Regions from separate parts of the Homo sapiens genome. Here all the other regions are linked to region 1. A link is a loop called in an ENCODE intact Hi-C map of the cell type or tissue named here. Cell type or tissue: endothelial cell of umbilical vein. All regions are shown on one strand. Region 1 overlaps NTM (neurotrimin). Region 2 overlaps NTM (neurotrimin). Region 3 overlaps NTM (neurotrimin). Region 4 overlaps NTM (neurotrimin). Region 5 overlaps NTM (neurotrimin).

What was found. A loop is a pair of places that touch in the nucleus more often than their neighbours do. Peaks named below come from ENCODE experiments on the same cell type or tissue, not always from the same donor. Only the 100,000 strongest peaks of a DNase experiment are listed, where the experiment ranks them.
Region 2: it touches region 1 in a loop (7-fold over the local background); 2 of 110 quality-filtered maps call a loop at or near these places.
Region 3: a loop joins it to region 1, with 8 times the contacts of the local background. A loop is called at or near these places in 3 of 110 quality-filtered maps.
Region 4: a loop joins it to region 1, with 8 times the contacts of the local background. A loop is called at or near these places in 2 of 110 quality-filtered maps.
Region 5: a loop joins it to region 1, with 5 times the contacts of the local background. A loop is called at or near these places in 6 of 110 quality-filtered maps.

Annotation. Positions count from the first base shown.
Region 1 is chr11:132,069,302-132,074,301 of GRCh38, reverse strand. All of the region lies in intron 2 of NTM (neurotrimin), which reads right to left. It overlaps LOC124902795 (a long non-coding RNA gene), which reads right to left. Exons shown (of 2, transcript XR_007062958.1): 1 at 3,337-5,000; 2 at 1-3,128. Among named protein-coding and RNA genes, the nearest start is that of NTM-AS3, 170 kb to the right of the region's middle. In endothelial cell of umbilical vein, no CTCF peak of the experiment used is centred here; a DNase peak (open chromatin) is centred at 2,011; H3K27ac peaks cover 3,446 bases.
Region 2 is chr11:131,743,323-131,748,322 of GRCh38, reverse strand. All of the region lies in intron 1 of NTM (neurotrimin), which reads right to left. Among named protein-coding and RNA genes, the nearest start is that of NTM-AS1, 82 kb to the right of the region's middle. In endothelial cell of umbilical vein, no CTCF peak of the experiment used is centred here; DNase peaks (open chromatin) are centred at 2,732 and 3,282; H3K27ac peaks cover 2,921 bases.
Region 3 is chr11:131,886,386-131,891,385 of GRCh38, reverse strand. All of the region lies in intron 1 of NTM (neurotrimin), which reads right to left. All of the region lies in intron 1 of NTM-AS3 (NTM antisense RNA 3), which reads left to right. Among named protein-coding and RNA genes, the nearest start is that of NTM-AS3, 8.4 kb to the left of the region's middle. RefSeq lists an enhancer at 1,640-2,533. In endothelial cell of umbilical vein, no CTCF peak of the experiment used is centred here; no DNase peak of the experiment used is centred here; H3K27ac peaks cover 1,327 bases.
Region 4 is chr11:131,857,816-131,862,815 of GRCh38, reverse strand. The region is part of intron 1 of NTM (neurotrimin); the gene reads right to left. Among named protein-coding and RNA genes, the nearest start is that of NTM-AS3, 37 kb to the left of the region's middle. In endothelial cell of umbilical vein, no CTCF peak of the experiment used is centred here; a DNase peak (open chromatin) is centred at 2,855; H3K27ac peaks cover 1,386 bases.
Region 5 is chr11:131,912,074-131,917,073 of GRCh38, reverse strand. All of the region lies in intron 2 of NTM (neurotrimin), which reads right to left. Among named protein-coding and RNA genes, the nearest start is that of NTM-AS3, 17 kb to the right of the region's middle. In endothelial cell of umbilical vein, a CTCF peak has its summit at 2,627; no DNase peak of the experiment used is centred here.

The DNA.
Region 1 (5,000 bases):
TGATGGACCCTGAGAAACTGACTCAGCCAAATCCCTCACAAGCAAGGCCTGGTGTTCCCAGTGTCCAATGGCCTGTAAGTCAGTCAAGAGTTTCCTTGCCATCAGCCATTTTGCTTCAAATAGCCTACCAAGTTCATTCCAACACAGAAAGGCATCTGAGAACTGCATATTGTTTTCCAAACAACCCATTATCTGGTGGCCTACTGAAAAATTAGTTGAGGGAGAATCTGTGCTGAGAGATAAATCTTTCTGTGACATTTCAAGACTCATCCTCAGCCAATTAGAACTGCCACTGTGAGAGCAGCCTGTTAGCACACATTCCAACCACGTTAACCCCAGAAGTTCTGAAAGAAGCCCCTTAGCAGACCTACAGTGTCCTCTGCATTCTGGGAACTGATGGGAAAGCATGTGCATGTGTTGACTTATGGTGGAGCAAACCCCAAACAGGTTTGTGGCCAGAAATGGGATAGAACTAAAGAGTCAAAGAACTGAATTGAGAAATTGCAGACATTAAAAAAAGCTATTTCTAGAAGGAGTGGCTCTTTAGCGACAGGATTTACTCTGACCTCCGAATGCAACCTTGGGCCACACAGGAACCTGGACTCCTGGACAGATGAATTAGGGTGCTTTATTTCAAAATGAAATTGACCATAATGGTTAGTTTGGTGAGTTTCCTAGTGGAGTTTTGGCCTGAGGTTTTAAAAACTGCTCCAGGTCAAGACACTCTGAACCTCTTTCTATGCTATTTAACTGGCCCTATATTCCTCAGTGATCTTTTTTGGAAAGAAGGTGGAGCCATATGTCCTTTTAACAATACTCATAGCTTGCCATTTACAAAGGTTACCTTTACCAGGGGAGCTAGGTACTTTGCAAACATACAACTAACATCATGCACTGCTGGGGACATTTACACCACCAAATCATTACATAAATATTGCTTCATTAAGTCACAGAACATTCCTAAAGATAACTAGGCACCTCTGCTCCCATTTTTCTAGTTGGATAAACTGAGGTCCAGAGAAGACAATTCCTATACTCAAAGTCACCAAAATAAAACAGTTTATTTTCACTGGATCCCCTTCACAAATAGAAAAGTCCCCATTTTGGCTCCTCGTTGTTAATACAGAGGACACTTAGTTTGGAAACCCTTAGCCTAGAGAACTGCCAAATTCTGTTTTCTGATGCCAGTGACACAAAGCCCCAGCAGCCCACAGGACAGAAGGAGCTAGCACATCTCCAAGCTGAGGGACTCCGTGGCTGCAGGCTGTGTGCAAATGGACCCAGCTCATAAGCCAGCCTCATTTTTCACAAATGACACCATCTTTGGATCTGCACGCATCTGGCCATAGAGTAACTTTCAAAGAGTGTTTGTCAAAAGCTTATTCTCTCAGAAGAGTTCCCAGGAGAAAACCCCTATTCCTCTCAGCAGTCAAATCAAAAGGCCCCTCTCCCTGAAACCCCACACACAGGCACCACAGTGAGGAGGAATCACAACCGTAAAATAAGGGGCCAGAGTCCCGCAGAGGCCCCTGTGCCTCTCTCCCGGGGAGGTGGCAGGGATATCTGTGTACACGGCACTCTCCAACTGAACTGGGCCTCCTGTCTTGAGTAAAACTAAAAATAAGGGTGATAACAAGAAAGATTTATCTGAGACTGAAAGGAAGTTCTGACATTACCATAATGGCATCTCTCCAGAAAGTCTGTTCTTTCCTTTCCATTCACATCTCCACTTAGTATTTTTCTGAAAATATAGCTAAAGGCAACTATTCTTTCCCCATGGTTCACAACTATCAGATTGCCCAAGCTTGCACAGACTGCCCCCAAAACATGGTTAGTTAATTACTCACCAACAGAAATACCAAAAGCAACAAATCAGTTGCACACATATGTGTTTGAGAACCCTTATTGTTCTAAGAGACTCCTAATTACACATTTCCTCTGGTATCTACCCCTACCCCTCCCTACTTCCCTACGGGAGTCTGAGTAACACAATCAAAGAAGATTCTAAAGAGGCTTGTCATATCCTGGGGTTTACAAGACATGGTATTCAAAAGGCAATGATGTTAATATTGTTTTACAGTATGCTGGCTGCTTGGGGGGTTTGCAGCCATCTGTGTTCATTAACCCCTTTTTAAGTCAGGGGAAGGGCTGGGGTTGGCTCATTCACAGAGTTATGCTGCCTGCCTCATCACTCACTTCCTCTATCGAGTCATTGACTTGGGGGCATCAGGCATGATTTATTAGTAGGAAACATACCAGTAGACTTTGGTACAACAAGCATCTCCTAATTTTGCCCTAGCCAATCCCTATAAGAACCACTATCTGTATTACCTCTGAGTTCTCCAAGAGCTGATTCTAGAATATCCAGGTAGGTGTGAGTTACGAGCACAGAAGATTTTATTAGATCCACCGTCAAGGACTCCTAATACAGGCCTATTGCTACTGATGGATGACCTGGTTACCATATATATGAGGTAGTTACATTTATAATACAACGCACTTTTTTGTGTGAATCTGATAAAAGCTATGAACTCTAATTCCAGAAAAAAAAAATGTTCTTTCTCTCTTTCACACAAAAACGCACACCCCATATAATTCTGGGAGGTTCATGACCCACTGAAGCTCATCTGGGTCCACCAGCCCCAGCTGAGGAGATCTCATTTCATTAGAAGTTTAGCTTATTCTAAATATTTACCATGCCCTTCCCCACACTCCCATTATAATCATGGCTAATGTATTTTCATGATCTTTAATTTTTCCCACATTTGAATCAAATGATCTCCTCACTGATAGGAAGGGAACATTCTACTATCACAGTCTTTCATTTTAACAGATACACAGGCATCAAGGGCTTAATACAGGCAAGCACGGTGGTGGTCAGTGTGACGTGTTAACTTGGCTGTGTGACGTGTTAACTAACCTGTGATGGTCAGTGTGACGTGTTAACTTGGCTGAGTGACGTGTTAACTAACCTGTGATGGTCAGTGTGACGTGTTAACTTGGCTGTGTGACGTGTTAACTAACCTGTGATGGTCAGTGTGACGTGTTAACTTGGCTGAGTGACGTGTTAACTAACCTGTGATGGTCAGTGTGACGTGTTAACTTGGCTGTGTGACGTGTTAACTAACCTGTGATGGTCAGTTTGACGTGTTAACTTGACTGTGTGACGTGTTAACTAACCTGTGATTCTCAGTGTGACGTGCTAACCTGGCTGTGTGACGTGTTAACTAACCTGTGACGGTCAGTGTGACGTGTTAACTTGGCTGAGTGACGTGTTAACCAACCTGTGATGGTCAGTGTGACGTGTTAACTTGGCTGTGTGACGTGTTAACTAACCTGTGACGGTCAGTTTGACGTGTTAACTTGGCTGTGTGACGTGTTAACTAACCTGTGACGGTCAGTGTGACGTGTTAACTTGGCTGAGTGACGTGTTAACTAACCTGTGATGGTCAGTGTGACGTGTTAACTTGGCTGTGTGACGTGTTAACTAACCTGTGACGGTCAGTGTGACGTGTTAACCTGGGTGAGTGACGTGTTAACTAACCTGTGACGGTCAGTTTGACGTGTTAACTTGGCTGTGTGACGTGTTAACTAACCTGTGATGGTCAGTTTGACGTGTTAACTTGGCTGTGTGACGTGTTAACTAACCTGTGGTGGTCAGTTTGACGTGTTTTGGCTGTGTGATGTGTTAACTAACCTGTGATGGTCAGTTTGACGTGTTAACTTGGCTGTGTGACGTGTTAACTAAACTGTGACGGTCAGTTTGACGTGTTAACTTGGCTGTGTGACGTGTTAACTAACCTGTGACGGTCAGTTTGACGTGTTAACTTGGCTGTGTGATGTGTTAACTTGGCTGTGTGACGTGTTAACTAACCTGTGACGGTCAGTTTGACGTGTTAACTTACTTGGCTGTGTGACGTGTTAACTAACCTGTGATGGTCAGTTTGACGTGTTTTGGCTGTGTGACGTGTAAACTAACCTGTGATCGTCAGTTTGACGTGTTAACTTGGCTGTGTGACACGTTAACTAACCTGTGATGGTCAGTTTGACGTGTTTTGGCTGTGTGACGTGTTAACTAACCTGTGATGGTCAGTTTGACGTGTTAACTTGGCTGTGTGACGTGTTAACTAACCTGTGACGGTCAGTTTGACGTGTTAACTTGGCTGTGTGACGTGTTAACTAACCTGTGACGGTCAGTTTGACGTGTTAACTTGGCTGTGTGACGTGTTAACTTGGCTGTGTGACGTGTTAACTAACCTGTGACGGTCAGTTTGACGTGTTAACTTACTTGGCTGTGTGACGTGTTAACTAACCTGTGATCGTCAGTTTGACGTGTTAACTTGGCTGTGTGACATGTTAACTAACCTGTGATGGTCAGTTTGACGTGTTTTGGCTGTGTGACGTGTAAACTAACCTGTGACGGTCAGTGTGACGTGTTAACTTGGCTGTGTGACGTGTTAGCTAACCTGTGATGGTCAGTTTGATGTGTTTTGGCTGTGTGACGTGTTAACTAACCTGTGATCGTCAGTTTGACGTGTTAACTTGGCTGTGTGACGTGTTAACTAACCTGTGATGGTCAGTGTGACGTGTTAACCTGGCTGTGTGACGTGTTAACTAACCTGTGATGGTCAGTGTGACGTGTTAACTTGGCTGGGTGACCTGTTAACTAACCTGTGACGGTCAGTGTGATGTGTTAACTTGTCTGTGTGACGTGTTAACTAACCTGTGACGGTCAGTTTGACGTGTTAACTTGGCTGGGTGACGTGTTAACTAACCTGTGACGGTCAGTGTGACGTGTTAACTTGGCTGTGTGACATGTTAACTAACCTGTGACGGTCAGTTTGACGTGTTAACTTGGCTGTGTGACGTGTTAACTAACCGGTGACAGTCAGTTTGACGTGTTAACTTGGCTGAGTGACGTGTTAACTAACCTGTGATGGTCAGTGTGACGTGTTAACTTGGCTGTGTGACGTGTTAACTAACCTGTGATGGTCAGTGTG
Region 2 (5,000 bases), 330 kb after region 1:
CACTATTTTCAGACAATGTCCACAGTCCTGGTGACTGCGTGGCAAGTGTGTGTCCACCGTCATGTACTACATGATACATGACCTGGACGCCTAACCAAGAACCACTTTGCCACTACAATACCCAGAACCTACTAGAATATAAGGCACATAGTAAACCCTTAACAGACTTGGTTGAGTGACTATATGACCAAGCATGTACAATTCTAATACCTAATTGAACACATTTAGCTTATGGCACCTTTATCTCATATGAACAGTACCATCAACGCTTCTTGTACACAAGTAATGGATTCTGCTAAGAAAGATGTATCAGGTAATACTGAAGTCACAATGCACAATGGCAGGTGCTATGTGGTGCCCGGCGAGTACAGTGGAGGGCCTGTTGTCAGTCATGGTGACACGGTGGTGATGTGTTGGTTGTGTCCTGGTGGAGACATTCCTGGGATCACAGGATAACGAGGAGCTTGTCAAGCTAAGGAACACGGGGAGGGGATTCTATGCAAAGACAATACAATGTCAATGGCAGAGACATGAAAAAATTGCATGGAGCTTTCAGGAAATTCCCTTGCTGTTGCTGGCAGTTCCAGTGAGAGGCAGGACTGGCAGTGGCAGACATTTAAGAAGTCATGTGATACAAGGCTCTCTGGATCCCAAGATCCAGAAAAGCTTGAGATCATCCTATGGTCCATGTGGCCCCACAGAACTGTTTGACATTTAGAAGCAACATGGTTTATTTTGCATTTTATTTACACCACTCATCTCAGATGTGGAAGATGATTTCAGGGGTATGGAAGGAGAACAACGAAGGCCGAGAGTCCAGCTACAAAGCTATTGCATTTAATAGGGACACAGGAGGAACTTCATTAAGATGTTGGTAGCTTGAATGGCAAGCAAAAGGCTGATGGGAGAAAGATTTAGGAGACACAACCCAAAGGCACAGATATGTGTGCTAGCAACTGGAAGAGAGAACAGCTTCTGCAGAAAGACTCAGGTGGAGGAGGAGGATTGTGAGGAAATTCAGAAGAGATGCTAAGCTTGGGTGCTCGTGGGTTATTCAGCTGGCAATTCAAAGAGTGAGTTGTAAGTTCATAGGACAGTTTGACTGCACATAGAGTTTGGGGAGTTGTTGATTTATAGATTGTAGTAGTGAGAAGCACATTTTCCATCTGTGCCTTAGTTTCCCTCTAGCATATTAGTATAAAAAATAAATTGCTCCTAAGGTATGCAGTGGCTTCTAAGAAAGGCTTATCATAATCTTAACATATATGTATAACAGAATGCTTTATTAAAAAATATGTATGTCATTTTTCTTCTTCACCACAAAGGTATATGTTAGATATTTTTACACCAATTTTACAGGTATCAAAATTGAGTTTCTAAGATTAAGTAACATGGCTATGACTACTACAGCAAATTGATAAGTGACATGTGAGGACCTCAGCTCCAGTCCTCTGATTCTTTTCGGTATCACTGACTCATTGTTATAATAATTTGTTGACATCGCTGCCTTTTTCGGAGGGTACACTAGACTCATGAAGGATGATACTGAAATTCAAAGTTTTATAAAAATGCCAAGCATATGAAGCAGGAAAAAAAAATAGCAATGTCCCATCATTTATAAAACTGAGCTCCTTGGAAGATAAAGGTTATTTAAATGCATAGGCTTATTAATGTCTCTGCATACTCACAGTTCTATCAATCTGAGCATAACCTGAAACTGCAAATTGTACAGGAGGAGACAGACAACATGCTTAATGCTTATCTTGATCTGGAAAATTATACCGTAAGGATCAAGAAAGGCAAACTTAGTGCCTGGGAACATAATGGAAAAACGTATTCATGAGCATCTGTCTTCCTTCTCTTTGCCGCTTCCTGCTTTCCTCTCTGTAAAACTTCCGCCACACCAATTTGGCTACATCATTTTCCTACACACAAGTCAGTGGAGAGCTCCCCATTGGGCAATGTTTTACTTTTCCGGCGTTGAAAAAGAGCGGCACAGCATGCGTCCAAATCCCGCCAGCATGTAAGAAATGTACCCAACCAGCCCGTGAAAGATGTCCGTCCCTGATGGTTGCCACAGGGAAATGAATTAAATCTCACCAGCCCTGAAAGTCACCTTCGGCGGGAGGATTTTTGTTGTTGTTTTCCCCACCACATCTACCTTCACGGTCCTTCTGATTATATCCATGGCAGTAGGAGAGGATGACGACTCCCACAAAGAGGGTAAAGGAAACATTCCTGGACAGACGGACGATGGCCAGGCTGAGGGTTGGGAACACCCCTGCCTCCCCTCACAGGGCCCTGTTCTTTTGTTGGCAGCCTCCCACCAGCGCACGTGATAAAGGGGGCAGCAGAAAGAGGGACACAGGCTGGAGAATGAGCATATTTCCTTGAAATGCTTCTTTCGGTGAATTAAACAGGGGTTTTTTGCAGACTGAAAAGGATTTATTTTAGTGCTACAACTTCTCTTATTCTCTGTAAAGGAGTTAGCTTCCCTAAGAGCTAGAAATATTTCCCAAGAAATATTTATAATCATCCTAACATATTTGTATAATGCTTTATAATAAAATAGATGTCTCATTTGTCTCATTTTTTTTTCTCACCACCTACTATAGGTTAGATATTTTGCCCCAATTTTACAAGTAACAAAATGGAATTTCTAAGATGAAGTGACTTGGCTAAGGCCACGAGAGCAACTCAGGAAGTGATGAGTCAGGACTTCAACTCCAGTCCTCTGATCCTTTCAATATGTGTCACTGACCCCTTGTTCTAGTAATTCGGAAACCAAGGAAGATGAGGGCGGAATGATGGGGCCGAAAGCTGTACTAAGCCAGGGAAAAGGCTCCGATCAAGCAAAAATAGCGATTCTGATACTACAATGTTTGCACAGGGCTTTTACACTTTTCAACACCTTCCAAGTTATTCCATCACTTTGGCCTCATCTTGCAAGGCAGGTTTTGATAACCCTCCCCAGTTAAAAGATGAGGAGACTGAGAGCAGTGCCCTTCACCTGTCCCGGCTCAGCCTCCCTGAATGGCACCTCCTCATTCCCTGTGTAGGGGACAGGCATTCTGTTCTCTTTAGGAATCCCTCCAAGTCCTACAGGGAAAGCTCGAGGAAATACAGCCCCAGTATTACAAGCCATAATCATTGTCACCCAAGGCTATAACTCCATAAAGTGGTTTCTGGTAGCACCATCAATCAGAGAGCAAGTCAGCACAACCCCAGTGGAAGTCCAGGCCTCTGTGTGTCAGAGTTTGTTTTAGGACTGACATCCCTTTATAAACACCACAAGCGGCTCCAGTTGAATCACCATTTGCAGCTCTGTCTAACCCTTCTGCGTCAGCACTCAAAGTGCTTGCATTTGCCCAGGAGGTAAATGCAGATGCAGCTAGCAGCCCACAACTGTCTAATATTTAGTCGGTATCCAGCGATTCAGATGTGATACGAACGCTGCACTGACACACCGGTGTGGTGGGATTATGTCAGAGGAATACACAACAACTGGGATTTGAGCATCTTTGGGGCTAAGGAGAGTCCAGTTAGTTCCATATTCTATTCCTGCATCCTGAATAAACTGGGTTTGAGGGTAAGTATGTAGTCTGTCCTTAAATAACTGCAGAGGACACTTGTGCTTGTTTACTAAAATTGTTTCAGAGTCCAGGAACAACACAATTAGGAAATTCATCTTTTTTTTAAAAAAAACATTAATTTTCTAACCCATATCCAATTCCTTAATAGACTTCTTCTTTCTTCCTTTTACCTCTCCTGACAGCTTTTCCGCAGACTGCTTGAAAAGGGAATTGCCAGCAATTTTTAAAATTGGGAGATACTTTCCCCCAGGATACTTTGCTTCTAATGACAGTCATTCCTTTTATGTTTTTATTAACTTGAGTAGGAAGGAGGGGTTGATTTGCATGTTCTGTATTACAAACAATAATAATCTCTGTACAAATGTTAGATGGGAAAAACATGTATTTGCAGATTTGCTAAAATATTATAAGAATATAGTCTACAAGAATAAAGTCAATTATTCAGTCCCTTTAGATGTTAAATTGCAAATTATTTGTATGGAATTTAGTAATACTTAGCACTTTACATATCTAAAGTACTTTACAAACACTAACAAATTAATCCTCTCAATGGCTCCTTAAAATTAGGAATAATTACCTCTAATTCACAGATGGGGAAATCAGGAAAGGTTAAGAGACATGCTTCAAGTTACAGAGAAAGTTGCTGTCCCCAAAGACAGGAAGCAAAATAGGACCTGCTTCTCAAGTATGGGCTAATTTTGGAATATCAAGAGTTTCTAGCATAAATGGTCATTTGGGTCTCATCTTAAGAACTAATTTGATGATAGATTATTGGTATCACAATATGCCATAAGAAAAATGGAAATAACCACAAAGTATACATTTGGTCCAGGTTCCAGAATGAATAGACTAAATGGTAAAATATGCATTGGGGAATTGTACTGGATACAATAGCTCTTCTCCCAAGTACTGGATACATCAAAACTCTAGTTTGTCTGTATTATGCTGAAGGATGTACACAATTTCAAAAGAATAAGAATGGCTGCTTTCACTGTTTCACACGACCTCCTATTCTTATTGCTTTTTGCCTATTTTCCTTGAGCTATGGAAGGAAAGCCACAGGTGCAGTAGCTTGCAGGTGTATTTGCAGAGTTGGTAAGTCATAACTCTGCCTGATATGCCTTCATTCTGGCCGACCACTTAGTAGGAACTCCACATATGGCAATTAAATTTAATTGAATCTATGATCCTGAACACTTTTAAAATATGCATGGTGAATTATTCCTTTTAGGAAGAGTACTATGAAGGTTCTAGTGGTATAATTTATTTGGTTTTATTTTGTTTCATAATTCTTGCAGAAACACACCACATCTGATTTCTGGAAAATAAGTTTTTTAATGAAAACTTTCTAAAGATAAACTTCACAATAGGCTTCTACATTTTATTTCCACTTCTATATTATCTCTA
Region 3 (5,000 bases), 180 kb after region 1:
AACCCTGTCTTATACCTCATCTCGATCTCTGTCAATCAACACTATTCACCCCTCAAGACACGCTTCGACTGACTGCCCCCGCAACCCTTCCATGGAGTCCTGTCTTTTGGTCGTCCCAGTGAGAAGGGATCTCTCTCTTCTGAATGCCTGTAATGTTTTGTGTCTCCTATAGCACATTGAACACACTGCCTTCTGATATAGTTGGGTGTCAACATATGGTATCCTCCCTACAAGGGATTAGCTTGTTTCTAAGACCTTAGTCTTTTTATTAGACCAATTTACTTGATAGATGAAAAGACTCATAGAAGTCATCTAAATCAATGTGCCCATGTTGTAGATGAGGAAATGAGCCCTAGAGAGCTGACATAGTCTAAACAAATTCGCACATTCTCCTCTCGCTAGGCTAGAGGAGAGCTGGAATTCATTTGCACCCTGAAATCAGGGACGTGCTTGCCCAGAATGAGGACAGAAAAGGTTGAAGGAATGAATGATTCTGACAAATCCCCTAGACCTGCCATCCCACTGTCAAAAGTGGTTCTGCCAGAGACACAGACAATGAGTAGGGGATCCTCAAGTCAACCTCATCCCAGAGATAACCATCTCACTTAGCATGCGTCCGGGTGGCACCATCAGCAGCACACAGTATCTGTTCCCATCCAAAGAGCTTTTCACGAGGAGCTCGTTCTGAGCTTCTTGATAAGCAACTGGGTAGTGGTGCTATTTTTAATCAGCTGACCAGGGATGAAAGTTGTTCAGAGAATTCTGCTTTCATACATTAGAAAAAAAACCCAGAAAATCAATCTAGCACTAATAAAAGATGATTGAAAATTGCTAATACCAACCAATTGTGAAACTTTGCCTTACAAAAAAGGAGAGCGCTCATGAGTTTCCTCGTCTCCTCTACTGTAAACAACGCACAGGGCTCAGCTCCTACCACTGTCTCCCCCTGCACTCAGCAGGCTGCTGGTGGTTATTACAGGAGGCTGCCTTACCATTAGCACAGCAATGCCAATTAATTGCAGTCATGAGCAGACTTCACATTTAAGGAACCTCACAGCCTGAGCCCTAGCAGCATTTGTAGATTCAGAATGTGTTTAGAAAGCTCTGTTTCCAGGGGGTATGGTGTGTGTCTCTACAAAGAGGGGAAGTCTCTGAGGGTCAGGGGTGAGGTGGATATGTGTGTGTGTGTGTGAGAGAGAGAGAGAGACAGAGAGAGAGAGAGAGAGAGACAGAGAGAGAGAGAGAGAGGGAGAGAGAGGGCCTGTGTGTGCTGTGCATATTTCTGCTATCTTAAAGTAGCCAGGTGCCTTCCTTTGGAGCAGAGAATTGGGTCAGGGAGGAGTGCACTGCTGGAGAGATGAGCTTTGGGTGGGCTGAGAAGGAGGAGTCTCTGTGAACAAGAGAAATGAGACTTTGAATACAAGGGATTTGGGAAAGGAGCTAAATGCATGCCTAAGTAGGAAGTTTCTGAAGGTGGAGGGAGAGGGTTCCTGCAGAGACATCCATCTTTGGTTTTGGAAACAATTTATCATGCAAAAGAGGGATGCTACTGATCCCTCATGCAAAAGAGGGGCGCTACAGTGCTCCATGCCTCTTGGGTTCCTGTACTTTCCTTCCCCCAGTTTCTTCATGAAAACCTCAGATGTGCCTCTCTTTGCACTTCCCACTCTGTTGTTCGTATTCTCTCCTTTCTCTCTATTTGTAAGTGACAGGCGGTGAGGACAAAGTCCCTACTCCTTACTAGGCAAACAGGCTCCACTGAGTCTGTTGTTTAGAACCTTGTGGAAGTCCTGAAACAAACCCTAAAAGGAGCACTGTTTTCCCTTGAGGACCTTCTAATGTATTTTTTTTTAAAGGCCCACACACTGGGCCGTCAAAGTCACATGCAATATGACAAAGTGGGTAATTATGTTTTGCTTAGCACACATCAAAGGAACAAATGGCTGGAGAGTGGTGTGTGCTGTGCACTCAGGCGTGATGTGTGAGGCCAGCCTGGCTGGGGGTATGGGCTGGGGTGTGGCCATCAGAGCCCAGGCTGGCCCTCTGGTCCCCTACCTTAAAAGGAAGGAGGCTGTGAGACTTACTTCAATCTGGGAGCTGAAGTGGAATCTGCCTGGCCTGTATCTTATGCTCCTTTGTTTGGTTTGCATGGAAACCTGTGTTTATGGGGAAACTCCAGGCCTGCTTGCTACAGACAGATGTTTCTGATCTCTGTCCCTTATCATGTTAAGAATGTTCCTTTTGGGAGATGAACCATCATTTTATTTTCTCTTGCACTGGTGCAGGAGATGGAAATAAATTACCAACACTTCCTAAAATCCGGACGCTCCCTTTGGAAGTGGGTGACTCCAAGCAGCCTTTGACAAGGGACTCATTTAGCACTCAATGCTGCTGCAGCTCAATGAAAAGAGAGGCTGCACCGAAGGTACAAATTATGTCCACGGTCCTTGTCACTGGTAAAATAAAAAAAAAAAAAATAAAGAGGAATAAAGCTAGATTCTATGTCGCCGATGCCGAGACCAGGCTCCTCTTTAAATGCAGGAGGTCTTCATCTCATCTCCCCTTCCCTCTACCTACCCCACAGGCTGGAAAAACTTGTCACTTTAAAATTTAATTATATAAAATCCTGCTCCCTTTACCCCCTGTGGATGAGCAATTGTTCTGCTATTTCTATAAGACGCCACAGGAAATATGAAAATAGGAGGCAGGATTTGGAGCAAGACTGTTCCTGAATGCCTGTGGTTAGCAGCGTCAGAGATGGCTGTGAGGATTTTACATCTGCGACAAGGAAGTGGAAGGAGGAGGGAGAAAGAGTGGGAAGGCAGGTACCACAAGAGACCTGTCTCGGGATGCTGCAGTGACCTTTGACCTGAAGGAACCAAACCTGGGGCTGAACCGAAAGGAGAACAGCCCTCACCTGTGCCAAGCTCACTTCCTAAGGCAGGAGATCCGGGCTGGCAGATGGGTCAAAATGAGTCATGAGCTGGAGGGGAATGAACGACGCATTTCTCCGCAGTGTGAAATGCCCTCTCCAAAACAGGCCGGGTGGTATCCATGGTCTCATTCATTCTTTTTTTGTTTTTTTGAGATCGAGTCTCACTCTGTCGCCGAGGCTGGAGTGTAGTGGTGCAATCTCAGCTCACTGCAACCTCCACCTCCCGGGTTCAAGCGATTCTCCTGCCTCAGCCTCCCGAGTAGCTGAAACCACAGGCGCACGCCACCATGCTTGGCTAAGTTTTGTATTTTTAGTAGAGACAGGGTTTCACCATATTAATCAGGCTGGTCTCGAAGTCCTAATTTCAGGTTATCCACCCAGCTTGGCCTCGTAAAATATTCTTTAACCAAATATTTTACTGGAAAGCAGTTTTGAGTAGCAACTCAAAGTATAGGCACTGAAGCCAGAAGCTGAGATTTCAATCATGGCTCCTTCACTTACTAAAGGGATTAATGTGGCAAGTTACTCTCTTCTTGCCTTGGTTTTCTCATCTGTAAACTGAAGATGACAATAATAGTACCTTCTTCATATAAAGTGCCTAGAACAGTGCTATCATAATCATCTGATAAGCCACCACAATATAGCAAATACTGAACTAGATACAAGGACAACAGTGCAGTAGGAGGTCCTGTGCTTGCATTCTGGTGGCTCATAACTTAATGGGGAAGATAGATGTGTATACACATTACCTACAGTGCGATGGGAGCAAAGAGAGTGGCATCTAACAAGTCTGAAATTTTGAAGATGAGTCCATCTAAGGATCAAAGGATTTGGGAACACTTAGCAGAAGAGATGGATCTGTAGTTTTTTTAGAATTGGTAGGAAGTTACCAATTGGAGAGCGGAATCAGATAATTTGTAGCACACAACAGAAAGAACAAAGAAGCTGAGGTTTAAGGCATCTTGGCCTGTTTGGTAAGACACAGTGAAAAGTGACTTGTGCCTGAAGAATGGCAGGAGAAGAAGCCAGAAAGAAGCCCACAAGGCTCGCTAGACAGTTTGGGTTTCATTGTGTTAGAAATCAGGATTCACTGAATTTCCTGTTTTGTTTTTGTTTTTGTTCCCAGGCACTCAGTCTTTTCATTTTCTTCAGCTTTATTGAGATATAATTGACAAATAAAACTGTATATATTCAAGGTGTACAACATGATGTTTTGATGTAAGTATGCATTGTGAAGTGATTGCCACAATTAAGCTAATTAACATATCCATCACATCACATAGTTACCTCTTTTTGGTGTGTGTGACAAAAATACTTACAATCTAATCTGTTAGAACATTTCAAGTGTACAATACATTGTTATCAACTGTAGTCATCATGCTGTACGTTACTTCTCCAGAACTTATTCATCAGGGGCTTTAGAGCTATACTGATGGGGGTTTTACCAGCTGCCTATTTGACCTTAGACAAGGTGTAAAATGAGAATGGTAGTGCTCGCTTGCGGAGCTACTATGAGGATTAAATGAGACAATGCACAGAACAGTGCCTAACGCACAGTAGGCACTCTATCAATGAGAGGTCTTAGTATCATCCCAGCGGGACAGATAAAGACCAGCAAGCCCTTCCTCAGGGATGTATGGAGACACAGCGTCCCTTCCTCCCTGCTAAAAAGCACAGAAACATCGTTAGCAAAGCTTGGCTCTGTCATCTTACCAGGGTAATGGTCAGAGCTTTGTAGGAAAGCTCCCTCAAGCTCCCTGGCCTCTGCAGGGATCTCACCTGAATCTCTAGTGTAGCCCTGCACCTGGGAAACAGAAGGAGACACAAGCAAACAGCAATCCCTGCCGAGTTAGCAAGACAGCAGCCACCAAATGGACAGTTTACTCTATAAACACAAGAGGCGTGCCTCAGACCCAGTTAGAAGGGATCTTTTTAGAGGTAGAGTGCAAATATGAGCAAAAGTGACTCAACTCAGGACTGGATAATGAACTGCTGCCCCAGCAAAACCATTGCATCCCCAGGTGGGGAACGGGGAAGAGGCTCCCAAGCCAAGGCAGTCTCCTCC
Region 4 (5,000 bases), 210 kb after region 1:
ATTCAGCTAGGTTTATACTTAAACCTGAAGACAGACATCCAATAACTCATATTTCGAGGTTTGGAGCCATCTTGTCCTAAAATAAATACCAGTTTGCAGTTTCATGAAAGCAGAAAAGTCACAGCCTTTGCTATAAGAGGAACATGAAAGTCCTTTACAACTCCAATGTGAGCAAAAATCTGAATTTTAGGACAGTTTTTGAAACTAGGGACTTAGATATGGTATATTCTTTTAAAATATAACCTTACCATCAAACAAAAATAAAAAACAACCCTCGATTCATACATAACAACTAGGCAATTGTGTTCATTCTCAAGATTAGTACTGTCTAGGACACAGCAATAAATATGCAGAATGAAGAAATGAGTGAATGAATTAAGGAGACTTCCACCTGAAACATGGACTCCTGGGATAGGGTTGCTCAGTTCTGTTGAAGCCTTCCTCAGGGACCAGGAAGTTGCTATCTTGTCTGATGGCTTTCTTTTGTCAGGAGTTGGGGAGAAAGTCAGTTAAAATTACTTCTTTAAGTCGGGCTCAAACTTGACTTTGTGTTCTCTGTACTCTTGGCCCCAGTTGTGCCCTCAGAGTGACCCAGAAATACATGTTCCCTCCTCCACAGGGCTGTTCTCTCCTCAGACAGTTACAATGCTAAAATTCTCAGACAGTCTGAGAATCCCCAGATCAACTGAGACCTGGCTTTGCAACACACGTGCTCTGCCCACAAAGATCCTTGTAGATTTACCTTCAGAATCACATTTTGCTCAGGCTGATATTAAACTGAACTGTGGTCCTTGAGACCGCACTAAGAGCAGCCAACGAAGAGTCAGGTGAGCTGGATGCCTCCCCTGGGGTTTAACAGTGGGCTCTGGATGTGCAGAGGAGTGGTGAAGAGCTGACCAGACCCACGTGCATTTGGGACCTGTGAACACCTCTGAATGTGGAGTGGAGACAGGCCTACCTAGTGTTCACTAGTCTCAGACCACTGCCTATGACAATGTTCTGCACCAGCTGGTAGCACTGCAAGCTGCTGTGTGGCCTACAACACCTTTTTTTCTTTTCTCTCTCTCTTTTTTTTTCTTTTTGCATTTTAAGACATATTCATTAGTGAAATATCAGAAACCTCAGGGGCAGCATGTGCTTCTAATTCATTTTCCAATTGTATAATGAGCCAGGAGTGAAATTTTTAGGGTGAATTTAATTGACCTTTACAGCAACATCAGGCAGATTGGCTTAAATGCTATTAAAGCAAAATGTAACCCGGTGAGACTTTCTAGAAGGTTATCGGAAAATCTATCAAGTTGTTTTTCCTTAATTTTTATCAAGAAAGGAAAAGCTAGATAGAGGACATAGAAGGATGAACAGACAGAGAGACAGAAGGAAAGAGATTTACGGCAGGAAAGAGATGGGCCTGGAAGAGAGAAATGAATCCCAGGGAGGGGGAGGGGCCACCCAAGCCCCTCACTGCTGGGGGATTACGTTTTAATTTAGAAAGGCTGCTTGAAATTGTGCAATTATACCACAGGTCACATTGGTCTAAAGTCTTTTTAGCACTTGGGGATAGGACCGTACAGCCTTCTTTTTATTAATATTTTGGTGTTGATGTGTAGGCCCTTCCTAGCTCTTCATAATAGAGCTCACATGCAATGGAAAATGATGTCTTCTTTTGGCAGCTGACAGGGATATTTTTTCTGACTCCACTGTCCCCTTCATGCTCAGCTCTCAGTAACAGGATACCCATGGGAAAGCCAGAAAGCCAGGGGTAGGGCTGAAGAAATCCTAGGGGACTAAGATTACACCCTAAGGGAAGTGGAGGCCAACCGACAGGGTGCAAAAGCCCCTGGCAAATCAGGCTCGATTCTAAGTGATGCCAGCTCACAAGGAGGTGCCCAGTTGTGGACATCAGTGTCTTTGGCATTATCATGCCTCTGGCAGCCAGGCCTTTTTCATAAGTATGTAGCCAGCAAGAGACAGGGAGATAAACGTGTGTCCATGAAGGTTGTGCAAATCAGAAAGATGATGTAGCCCCACCATCACCTCTACCAAGGAAATGTAGCTAAGAATTCAGGGGGTGGTGAAAGTGTACTTCCTGGGACCTGCTGCCCTTAGAAAGGCCTGCTTGCATGGTTGGTCCTTGGCTGGCACCAGAAAACTTGGATTTCAGGAAGGTTTCCACTGTTCGTTAACTAGTAAGCGTGGCTCCTTGTGCCTAGATTATCCGTGCAAGCAATGTGGTTTATGCTGAATACGTATTTTCCTTCTGGGAATCTGGTATGTTAGTAAGTGCTAGGGAGAGGGTGACGATATGACCAGCGTCCAGTTAAGACCTTAGACTCTGAGTCTCTACTGGGCTTCCCTGGGCAGAAACATCCCACATGTTTTGCTGCATTTTTGTGGAGGGACAGTGGGCTCTGTGGGACCCTCTTGGGACGGAAAGAGCATAAGAAAGTCTCACATGGGTTCCTTCAGACTCTGCCTGTGCCTTGACCCCTTATGATCCAGCCCTGTGTCCTCACCATGGCACAGGAATAAAGCCCAGCCATGAGCAGCACTGTGTGCTGAGTCTCAGGAGCCCTTCCAGAGACCCTCCAAACACGAGATGGTCATGGGGGCCCCGTCAGTCCCTCTCTCAGTGAAGGCTGTCTCACTAGCTCTTGTCCTTCCCTCAATTCTAAACCTCACACCTGCCCTGAAATCTTTTTGACATTGACGGAGGCTGTAGATAGGAGCTGAGGCCCGATATAGACGCATCATCCCCCAGGAGTGACTAAGCTCTCTGCACTCAGCAGACTCTAATAGATATCAGAGTTACTCACATATAAGAAACACATGTTCCTTTCTGCCAAGGAACCTCCAGACAAAGGGGGAGTGGGGAGGAAGTGAGAAAAGGGGAAAAGCTGCCCTTACTGATAAGAACAACCTTTAATAGTCTCAGAAAGAGAAAAGGAGAAAAAAAAAAGGGGAGGCACTTCTAAAATGGAAATACAAAGTGTCTCAGAATCTATTTTTACTATCATAATCGACATCATCCTCTTCAATACTGTTTGTAGAGCACTTCCGTTAAACCAGGCATTTGCAAAGCCTTTTACATATGTTGATTTCAGCTAGCATTCACCATGGGATGCACTAGAGAATGAGTGTTATTATTATTCCTATTTTCCAGATGAGGAAACCAAGGGAAAGAGCGGTTATAGAAAGTAGCCAAGTCACAGAACTGGAAAGTAATGGAACCAAGATCCCACTCGAGTATGTGTCTCAAGAACACAAGTGAAGTCTCAGAGCATCACCCTCTCAAGTCTTGTTAGACTTGTAAAATATGGTTAAAATGGGAGAAAGATAAAACAACCCTCAAAGGACTACTCGAAAGGGACAAGAGGCAGTCATACTCTTAATTGTCCCTTGAGACACCTGGATTCCCAGTAGCACATACGGGAAAGTCAACCGTACCAAGGTCTTTATTAGCTCCAGATTTTCAGTCCTCTATACAGTTTTAAGAAATAAGAGCTTTCTTGAAACCTTAATTTTCAAAAGTTTTATTTTTTCTACTGGTCAGGATTATAGATTTTTAGAGCACTCTTAGATGACACAAAATATTTACTAAATTGTGAACTCTATAAACATAACCATATTCTCTGAAACATACCTGGCACCAGGAAGACACCCGATGTGTCTCTCGGATGAATGGACGGACAGACGGACAGACGGATGCACACATGGATGGACGGATGGATGGATGGATGGATGTTGAAGGGGAAAATAGACTTTGAGGAATTGAAATGATTTCCTAGGAGCTGAAGTGCGGCAAAACTCTGACTGGCTGAGGTTGTGATGTTTACGTTCCATTTTCCAGGCTGAGAATGAATTAGGTTACAGGAGTGAAGTTGCTCTCTACTAGCTACTTCCGCATTTAAAACACCTGAGCTGCCCTCTGTAGAAGCAGGGTGGGGACTATTTGGTGAGCAGAAGTTTGGAGTTGCCTGGATTATTGCCAATTTCACAGTATTTGGGGATTTGCAAAGAAAGATTAAGCCCCACAGATTATGTGCTAGTCTTTCACTCCCTCGTTCCCTATTCCAGAAGGGAGGATTCAGACGAGAGCAATTCCAGCTGCTGCGGCTCAACGTGCTGCAGAGCTGCTTCAGCAAAGCCAGTGAGCTCGGTGTCCGCTTAGGTGAGAACAAAGCACCTGCGGCTGCTATTGCCTCATTTGCAGGGCTCTTCTCACTTAACTTACCATCCGATTTTATATTCACTTAGCCCACCAGCGTGCGGAAAACCTCCTGGGTTCTACGAATGGTGACAATTTATACATGTGTTGATTTACTCAAAAAATACTGAGCTCCTCACATTGGCCAGATTCTTTAGTAGAAGACGGAGATACAAGGATTGTCCAAACAGCATTCCCCTCTGCTCTTAGCCCAACTGGGGAAACAGATAAATATTTCAATAATTGCAAAGCAATGTGTCTAATAATATGTGCATGGGTGGGGGCGGGTAAGGAGAAATGGAAAGAGAGAGGGAGAGAGGGAGAGAATCAACTTGCTCATCCTGGCCTATTCATAGAAGCTTCCGCAAAGTAACTAACAGAAGCAGAGCCAATGAAAAGAAATGAAAAAGTATAGCATGAAGAAAAGAGAGTGTGTAGGAAGGCAAGGGTTAGCATTTCAAGCAAACACAATAGCATGTACAGAAATCACAAAACAACTTATGTATTCCAGAACCTCATAAGAGCTCAGTATGATAAAATGTAGACTGGAAAGGAAGGGTGAGGCATGGGCGGGGCGGAGGCTGGAAGAGATGGAGTAGGCAGAGAGAGGGGTATGAAGGAAATTGGGGGAGACAGAGAAAGGGGGAGAGCTGTCAGGAACCAGACAATAAAGGGTCTTTTATGTTACCTGAAGGAGACGAAGCTCAATCCTGCAAATGATGAGATGTCATTGGAATAACTTGATCAGATTTCTAGTTTAGAAAGGTCATCTAGCAGGAGGGTGCAGGGAGGATGA
Region 5 (5,000 bases), 160 kb after region 1:
TGGAGATGATTGTTCTGAAGAAAAACTCCAGGATGATATGCCAGAGTAAGACTGGTGGTAGTGGTAGAGGATTATTTTGATTTGGTATCAGGAAAGGCATCAGGGAGGGAATTCTCTGTGAGCTTAGGCCAAAATGACAAGAAACAGCTGTCCATGGGAAGATCAGGGTAGGGGTGTTCCCAGCAGGGCGGACCACAAGAGGAAACGCTTTGCAGCTGGAATAAGCTGTGTTTATGGGTGTCCACAACAGAGTGAGTGAAAGGAAAGGCAGGATGAGAGTCCTTCGGATTTTATTGGCAAATTCCACAGGCCAAGCCATGTGCTGCGGATTAGGAGGCAAGCCTGGAGGAGGCCTAGTTCCGCCCTTAAGAGGCTGTGGAGTAGCTGGAGGGACTACCAGAGAATCCATCTGCTTATCAAATGAAACTCCAAGCACCTTACATGACATGAGCAAAGTGCCGCAGCTTCCTTCATCTAGAGGGTGACTCCCGCGTCCTCTCAAGTATCAAAACCACATTTAGTCTGTGTGATTCCATGGAGTCCCATATCAAAACTCAACCAAAATTACATACATTTCTCAGACCTTCAATTCCTAACTCACCCGGGAAAAACAACATCATCCAATCGCTAAGCCTATGGTCTAGAGGCGCGATGGAATGCAGCGTTCAGCCTCTGATACCCACCTGCCAAGTGATCCCCAGGAAAGAATGCACTTTACTAGCTGCTGCCTTAATTGGGGAATCTCTGAAATGTGGAAAGCATTCATTGAAACTGCCAAGTGACAGGTGTGTTGATGCTTAGTGAAGGTCTCTAAGTGAATGACACCCATGCATTGGGGCTTCTGGGGCTCTCTGATTCCTCACTGATGTCTGCTCACTTCCACCCAGGAGCTAGGAGCTAGTGCAGTCCTGCCAACCCACAGAAAGCCTTCACTCCAACAGAGGGGCTCTGCTCCAGCCACGGACAGCGTGATCGCCCACGTTTTCATGGTGTACTCTGCCTCACAAGGTCCATGACCTCTTTGTCCACAGCCAGCTTTTCCAGTTGGACCCAAGCCCCCAAAAGCCAAGTCCAGGCCGTACGCCTTTCCACACCCAAACACCCAGCTCAGTGCCTGATATGGTCTGGCTGTGTCCCCACCCAAATCTCATCTTGAATTGTAGCTCCCATAATTCCTATGTGTTGTGGGAGGGACCCAGTGGGAGATAATTGAATCATCGGGGCAGTTTTCCCCATACTGCTCTGGTGGTAGTGAATCAGTCTCACAGGATCTGATGATTTTATAAGGGGTTTCCCCTTTCTCTTGGCTTTCATTGTCTCATCTGCCGCCGTGTAAAATGTGCCTTTTGCCTTCTGCCATGATTGTGAGGCCTCCCCAGCCACGTGGAACTGTGAGTCCATTAAACCTCTTTTTCTCTATAAATTACCCAGTCTTGGGTATGTCTTTGTCAGCACTGCCTAACGGACTAATACAGTCCCCTTCTTGAAAGAACCACTCAATACATTTCTGATTGACCGTAGTTGAAATTTAAAATAAAATGATAGAGAAATGTGGTAAGGAGATAAACTGAATATAGCTGGGGGATATCGTTGTTTGGCTTTCATTCATTTTGTTTGAGTAAGCATCTGCCAGCACACAGTGCTCATGCCATGACAAGGCATGATTCTTGCTTTCCAAGAGGTGCTCTGCAGCCCAAGGGAAGAAAGAAGACAGAGAGATAACACTGGAAAACAGGGTCTAAGCCAAAATGAATAGGGAAGACATTAAGTGCCACAGAGGAATGAGAGGAACACGAATCCAAAGGGTCCTGAATAGTCCTGGGAAGCTTGGTGTACAAAGTCAAGGAATGGAGTCCTGAGCTAGCATACTGGTCTGCCACTGGCTGCTTATGTGATTTCAGGTAAGTTCCCCCTCTCTAGGCCTTAACCGGGAATAATTGTCTATTTCAGAGAGGTGTGAGGAGTAAATGTTACTGTTTACATAAAATGTTCACACAGTAACAGACCAATGATAGTACTATGTATCTTATTAACGTGATTGTTACCAGTGCTTCATAGCCTGGCTTCAAAGCTTCCTAGCTGTGCCACCTTCATCAAAGCATGTAAACTCTCCACACCTCAGTTTCCTCGTCTGTAAAATAGGGATAATAGTAACTCCTACACCATAGGGCTGTTATTAAAGTGTTAATGTCATGAGGCTGAATGATAGGTGAGATATTATTAAAACACTTAGATACTCCCCAACACATAGTGAGCACTCAATTAACATTGGCTAATAGTATTATTAATGCAGATTCTGTTTTACCTCACCCTTTTAAGAAATATGCCTACAGAATGCCAGCGGGAGGGCAGAAAGAGTGGGAGACTGCAAATTGTAATTCTTTTCAGGCTGTCAGTGCTATGCTAATTGAAACATTTCCCAATACCTCCACAAGGATTGTTAGAGCTACTTGGATAAGATAAAACATTTTTTAAAGTTTCCTCAAATTAGAATCTTCTGCTGAGCATTTATTCTTTAGGGACTGCAAAAGATCCTCAAAATATGATGTTGGTGAGAACAAAGCAGAATAAAATGAAATTAGAGCAAAAAGTCCTCTGCTGGTTATGAAGAAAACTACATGTATCACCATCATCACCCAATCACCCATAGGAAGATGGATATGGCGGCCCTCCAGGCCAGAGCACGGGTGCTCTGGTCTCCCCTAGTTGTGGTTCCTTACAGCTTGGTTATATGATTAGTCAAAACAGAAAAAAACAAACGGAAGAAGAAAGAAAGATAGATGGAAGGAAGGAAGGAAGGGTCCTCTGTCCCCCTACACACACACAATACAAAGCAAAAAGAAAATAACTCAGAACTCTGAACTACTAGATGGTTGCAACCTACAGTCAGGTTACGTGAAAATGCAGCAATTTTTATGCAAACAAAATACGTTCTGAAATTCCTACTTGCCTCTCTGTACACAGAACAAGAAAATGCAGGACCTATGTTTGAGAGTTCAGGGGCTTCCACCCCACCAAAGTCCATCCCAGCAGGGCAGCCCTTCCTTGTTCTAGCGCATCAGAGTCTGAGAAGGAGGGCAATCCTGAGAGGCCTGAGCATCCTCCATACTGGTTGCTTGTTACACCTGGTGCCTGATTCACATCCTAAGTCAGGCCTGTGGTCAAGGGCTGGTGTCGCTCAGACCCTAGCTCATCTAATCCCTGCCCTGTAGTGCTCCATCCACTGTCAGGGCCTTTCTCTTGAGTGTCAGGAAGACATTCAGCCCCTGAGGCTGGCACAGAATGGCAGGAGATGTTCCAGAAGGAACTTGGCTGGGTTGGGGTCAATTCAAGGGTCTAGAAAGGAAGCTCCACCATGTTCCCATCTCCATCCACACCCAAACAATACCACTGGGTTGAGAACACATGTGAAAATGCAAACAAACATTAGTGCTGAAAGAGAGAGGGGGACCGGCAGAATGAGAAAAAAGAACCATGAAAGGGAAGACAAAGAAAGATAAGTCAGCCAGTACATGATAACGCGATTTCAAAAAGAAGCTCCTCCTAAATCAGGCCTGTCCCGTGATTCAGCCTCTGCTGAATGCAGCCACCCTCTGGACAGTCCTGACTTTGATAAGCCTTGAAGACTACCTTCTGGAGACCAGATTCTGGCCTGGTCTCTGTCTGCCAGGACCCACTTCCTGTTTATTTATCTTCAAGTCTCTACAGAGCTACCTTACACCTTTTCCTTGAAAAAAAAAATCCCATTTATATCTAAAATGTTCCCCATTCAGAATGTCTCTGTCCCTGGGAGGCCCTCCTTGCAGCCAAGGACTAGGGACAAAGAGGGCATCCAGAGAACAAGCATTTCTTGAACAAGAAAATTTCCTTGATTATTACTGCTCTAGACATTTATTTTTGGTTTTTTATTTAAGTAGTCTGAAATCACTGCATATTTGTAACTCCCCTGAAATCCATTTTTAAAGCAGATACACAATCATTTCTGAGTGGGGGAAGGAAGTTGCTTTATTTTTGCTCAGAAGAGTGGAAGAGGTGGGTCTCGTGAGCCAACAAATAACTAGGAGTTCACCAGAGCCATGAGGTTAAGCTTTGCCTAGACAAAGGATCACTGGATGCTTGTAGCCCTGCACGGGTCCCTAAATTACACACTTCCTTTGGCAATGTCCTGATAACTCAGCTCTGTATTGACATTGCCTCCTCTTCACCATTTTCTATCCTATAGATATTGCCTTAAGTATACAGTCCAAAACAACCCAATCCTAGAAGAAGTCATCAGAGGGGCAAAACAGTAGACACCAGCACCAGGGTTATCTTTCCAGAAATCTTCATGTGCAAAGGACAGGAATATTGCCATGTTGCCTTGTGGTTAGTTCTGTCGCTTAGTTTGGAAAACTTTATTTAGGAGGGCAGACTAAACCAAGGAGAGGCAGGGAAATCGTTCCCATGAACCTTCTTAACGTCCACCTCATGCTTATTCTCTTATAAAATCCCAGAGAATAAAATTTCCCATCGCAATCATTAAGTGTTTTGCCCGCATATGAGAGGTGTGGTTTATCAACACTGGAAATTCAGTTAGCGTTTCTGCAGGCAAGGTAATCAGGGAGATAGAATCATTCTACCTTACACAAAGCATAACCAAGATTCTTCTTCTTCTCCTCCCCCAGTGCCTGTAAGCCTTAACCCCAGAAGCCAATCAGGACCCAACCCAACACTGAAACCTAGTTTCTCTTCAGTAGACGAGTTTTGCATGTACCGTTTTGGTGGAGAGCAGGAACAGAACACAGTTCACTACAGTAAATGCCATTTTCCACGGACAAATCAGACTCCATGACTTGGGCCTCAGAAAGCCACGTTCAGACAGGAGAAAGCATCTCTGTCTGCCCACCAGCTCACGGCATGAAGGCACCCCAGGAAAGCCCGGGCACAGTCAGGCCCAGGACAAAGCAGCGGCTCTCCCAGAGTGCAGGAGCCAGGGCTGGCAAAGCCCTATGGCATGGGCG